Linked DNA regions of Mus musculus: region 2 is linked to region 1. A link is a loop called in an ENCODE intact Hi-C map of the cell type or tissue named here. Cell type or tissue: heart. All regions are shown on one strand.

What was found. Peaks named below come from ENCODE experiments on the same cell type or tissue, not always from the same donor. Only the 100,000 strongest peaks of a DNase experiment are listed, where the experiment ranks them.
Region 2: it touches region 1 in a loop (2.5-fold over the local background); 3 of 42 quality-filtered maps call a loop at or near these places.

What each region holds. Positions count from the first base shown.
Region 1 is chr13:43,559,253-43,561,752 of GRCm38, forward strand. It overlaps Mcur1 (mitochondrial calcium uniporter regulator 1), which reads right to left and starts at 939. Exons shown (of 9, transcript NM_001081059.3): 1 at 517-939. The coding sequence starts at 874. In heart, no CTCF peak of the experiment used is centred here; DNase peaks (open chromatin) are centred at 659, 1,009 and 2,019; H3K4me3 peaks cover 2,406 bases; H3K27ac peaks cover 2,405 bases.
Region 2 is chr13:43,421,560-43,424,059 of GRCm38, forward strand. Ranbp9 (RAN binding protein 9) reads right to left here. Exons shown (of 14, transcript NM_019930.2): 7 at 992-1,104. Among named protein-coding and RNA genes, the nearest start is that of Gm26064, 3.0 kb to the right of the region's middle. In heart, no CTCF peak of the experiment used is centred here; no DNase peak of the experiment used is centred here.

The DNA of each region.
Region 1 (2,500 bases):
CATCAAAGCTCTGGTCACTCAATTTAAACGCACAGAGTTCTTCAAGTCTAAACATAAAGCCTCTATTTTTCTTTATACTATCTGTCAAATTAGTACAGTAAAATTAGCATGGATAAGTGTGTGTAGTCATATAGAAAAACACCTGCTGCATATCTTGCTTGAAGTAAGCTCCGGAAAGAAAAGATTTTGTTGAACAAATTACCCGAAACAGCTAGTAAAGTGCCAGGCAGAGAATGGGCGACAGCGGGCCATGAATGAATCAATAGTTTGGAATCAAAACGAAATGTCATCTCTTCATTCAGGGATCTGCGCCCCTCGGTCCTGAATGCACCGGCTTCTAGCACTTTTTCCACTTTTCCCTGGCTCCAACAGGTGTGCAAGGGCAGCCCCGAGTACGCGTGTCATCCGGAGCCAGGACACCGGGGCTCTGGGCTGCGAACCCTCGCCCTGGCGGCGTGGCTACAGCCCGGTCACCTGTGTGACCCGCTGTCCCTCCCTCCCTCCGTCCTTTCTCACCTCTCCGGCTGCTCGCAAGCGCGGCCACACGCCGGGCGCCCAGCCGCAGACGGCCCAGCGCGTTCCTGCCGGCGCCGAGCGCGGCCGCGGGGAGAACGAGCCCCGGGCGCGAGCGCTCAGCCAGCGTCCTACGCGGGGCGGTGGCAGTGGCGGTGGCGGCCAGGCGCGGGGAGGGCACGAGCAGGAGGAACAACAGCGGAGACGCGCGGGCCGCCCGTCCGCGAGGCCTCAGCCAGCTTCGTCCACCGGGCAGCGTGGAGACGCCCGGGCGCGCCGGAACTCCGCAGCCGGAGGACGGGAGCCGCTGGCGACTCGGTGTGCGCCTCGGCCGCTCGGCCGCCACGGAGCCGCTGTCCATCCCCGAGCGGGTCACAGGCCCGAGCGCGCACGCAGGTCGCTCCCGCGCGGCCCCGACTCCGAGTCGCCTCGGGAGCGAGCGTGGGCCGCCGCGCAGACCTGCCCTTTCCGCCGTCGCCACGCCTCCTCCCCATCGCCGCGGGCCTCGTCCCCGCCCTCCCTGGCCTCGCCCCTAGTCTGGTCGCCCCAGCCAGGCTCCTCCAGGCTTGCCCTCTGCCGGGTCCGCCTTTACATCCCCACGCCCCTGTTCCCTGCCTGTGGCCTGCCCTAACCTCGTCTCCCAGACAGGAACTAGGGTGAGCCTTAGCCATTTTCCGCTGCAGAATCACGTTGCTCTTTCGGCTCCTACGATTTACAGTTTCATTTCGCAGTTGCCCTTAAGAATGTTAATGGCTCCTTTGCCCTTCGCAGACCTTTGAGAAGTTCTTGACCAAGCTCGACTGGCTTAGATTTTTATTAACTAGCCGGGATCTCAAGTTCCCTAGGGTTGTATTTTAGGGACTTATTTACCGGGCATAGGGAACTATGCTTTCAGAGTCCATACACTCACAGCTAAATTTCCAGTTTTGATTTTGCTTTTCGTTTTTGAGACAAAGTTTCACTATGTAGCCTCCACTGTCCTGGAACTCTCTATGTAGACCAAGCAGACCTTGCCCGCTGACTGACGCGATTAAAGGCATGGACCACCACTTGGGACTACAGTTTTTGTTTTGGGTTAGAGCACATTAAAAGGTCCTAGTGTGGAAACGTAAAACGTAGTAGGGATATGAATGTTAAACTAGACTATGGCATAATAAGATATTTGAGACAGGCAGTGTTTTAGTTCCGAACTTTTTGAAAGACTGCTGCACTTTGCAGTTACCGGTCCTTTGTGTTATTTTGAGAAAGTTTGTTGGATGGATGAATAACAAGTACAAGGGACTATGCTGGGACAGAGAGAGGGAGGGGAAGGAAGGGGAGGGGAGGGGAGGGGAGGGGAGGAGAGGGGAGGAGAAAGAGAGAGAGAGGGAGGAGGACAGAGGAGAAAATGAAAGGACAAGACTGCCCCTCAGTATGTTGGTGGAGAGAGTCGCCAGAAAAGGGAAAGCATAGCCAGAGGCAAGAGACATCTGGGAAAGTCCAGAGGGTTGAACATGACCTTGAGCCTGGTCACGTGGGAGAAGTAGGAGGAGAGAGAGGCGAGCCAGGAGTTTAAAGGGTAGAGAAAAGGGGTTAGGTCACTAAAATGGTTGGATTATATGAAGAAGGGCATCTAAGAGAAGGGCAGCCCAGTCCCTGGACTGGAGACGTTAGGGTAGAGGGCAGACTAGGGCAAGGATCGGGTTAAGTAGTAAGCACTGACAGATGCTAAGAGAACCAGGGGCCAGGCCCGCTTTGAGGTGTTAAACAAGCACCTTAGTTAGCCCTTTGTCCTGGGTTTAAGACCTAACAGTTGTGTTCCTGAAGTGACCAGTACTTAGCGTTCCTCCTCCTCCTCCTCCTCCTCCTCCTCCTCCTCCTCCTCCTCCTCTTTTTTTAGCTAAGGGCTAAAAAATGTAGACAAACTGATGTGGAAAGTGCTGGGACCCATAATAAAAGAGCAGAGCTCTGGGCAGAGGAGTGTGTAAACAGATGCGGAAGACAGGTG
Region 2 (2,500 bases), 140 kb before region 1:
AGTATTATATTTTCAAACAGTAAGATTTAGAAGACTACACTTAAGAGAAGACATAAACTCTTACTGGCTCTTCAGACTCAGGCCTGGAGCCGCAGCCCTTGCCTAGGCTGGAGCTTCAGTAGACTAAAACCCTGAGTTAGTCACCTCCCCTGCTGAAGGAGGGCACTAGGGCAGGGGGAGGGAGCAGCATGCGGGGAGCACAGCACCAGCGCCTGGCTCACCCTAGCCGCCTGGCTCACCCTAGCCGTCGCACCTAGGACAAGATCCGTCCGCCCAGCCTACTGATTCTGTTTGCCTGTCCGATTTCCCACCCTGCCCATCAGGTGGGATCTACACTCACGGGCTGCAGTACTGACTTTGGAATGTCTGACTTACATCGGCTGTCAGTCTGCCTTGCCCTGATGAAAACAGTACCAGCCACAAGGCCCTAAGCAGTAACATACTTATGATCAACACTGCCTTAAATTTAGGCAGCAAATTAGAAGATATTTAAATTTCTTTCAAAGAAAAAACTTATTTCATATACTATCTCCACTACCTCATCAAGACTACCAAACCAACAAAAGGAAACTTTGCATCTCTGAAAGCTTAAGGCGGCTTTCCTGCCCCATCCTCCACCTGCTGGGTGCTGACACCTCCATCCCAACCCACAGGAAAGTCGGGTGATTTTTTAATGGAAACACAATAAAGCCATTTACTTTTAAAGTTCTAAGCTGCATTTCTACATTTAAAACTCCAGTGTGAACTTTTAAAACAAAACTGTCCTGAGTGTGGCATGAGGGTGAGCAGCTCGAGGTCAAGCCTGGGCTACAAAACCCTGCCACAAACAAAAACAAACACCTCAGAGAGTCAGTGCAGACAGATTTGGAGGCATCCACTTTAAAACAATATATTGGGGAAATTTTTAATAAAAATTAAGTTTTCTAAAAGTCAAAGCAACCAAATGTATGATTTAAAAACAAGTATTTGCTGTGTACCACAGTATTCTTACTTTGTCTATTCTTAATGGAAGCTAATTCTTCTAGAACAGTCTGGTCTGTAGATCTGGCAAAGGCCTCTGCTGTGGCACAGTACCCATGGTGGACTAAATAAGATGAAACCATTCTTAAAACAAAAAGAAGAAACACATCTTTTAGTCAGGAGAATACATGCTTCAGACTACAATTTTTGTTAACAAAGTACAACTTGGTATTACAAAAATCAATCTATTTCCTTGAAGCCTGGCTCTTCAATCTTCAATTTTAAAATAACTTGAGAGTAACATTTTGCTCTAGTTATGAATAGTCCAAAACATAATTTAAGATAAGACGAAAGACATTAAAATCGTCTTTTTTACATTTAATCCTTGGGTCCTATTACCCTGGTTCTTTATCCATGTTCCCATTATTCAATCCTACTAACCAAAATGTCTGTCTCACCTTAATTACAGACATCCCAAAAAGAGGTTAGTTCAGAATAAAACACCTAGCTTTGAGATAACTGATTAGTACTTGGTGTTCCGCAGTTCCAACAGCATTCTGTGTTCATCCTGCAGATGAGATGAGATCTCACAAGTGTGAGGAGAGACTCTAATGTTAGCCCAGAGAGAGAACTGCTCAGAACAGAGTCCACAAGAAACAATTAAACAATGTGGAATCAGTCTTGCATCAATTTGATCGTTTTGGACAGAAAATTCATTGTGCAAGATTTAAAGACAGTGATACATTTCTAAGACAACAAACTTCCTTTTAAAATATAGTTAGCAAAACTGGTAATCCAATATATTAATAAAAAACTTGTTACCTCCAATCACTATCTTCCCTAAACAATACACAAAAAGGTTTTCTTAATATTTAAATCATCCCCCAAGAGCTCCCAGGAACTAAGCCATCAACAAACATGGTGCCAGCTGCATATGTAGCAGAGGATGGCCTTGTCATGCAACAATGGGAGGTGGGGGTGGGTGGATGGAGGAACGTCCTCATAGAAGCAGGGGGAGGGAGGATGGGATAGGGAGTTTGGGGGGGCAGATAAGGGGATAACATTTGTAATGTAAATAAAATACCCAACAAAAAGAATAAAAGAAAAAAATTTAAATCAAAGAACCTTTAAAGCAATTATAAATATACTTTCACAACCATGGCATACTGATGATATATTTGAAGATGTTGGCTATTTTACTGGCCTAGATTATACAATCAGAATGGTTTAATTTAATGGTATTTAACTTTTGTATATATGCAGTCTACATCAGTCTTTAACAACTGTCACTTAATGCTAGTGCTATCTAGGCACTGTCTCTAGACTTTTGACAGACATATAGTCTAGAAAAGTCGAGTGTCACAGGAATTCAATTTTGTTGCTGCTCCTTACAAAATTCTATGAAATAAAGCATATAAAGCCACTACAAAGCTCTTCCTCCTAACAGATTTTAACACTTACTTTCTTCTCTGCTGCTGGCCATCCTCCATTATTATTAATGAATTCAAAGTATATATGCTGCACTTGGGCTAACTCCACA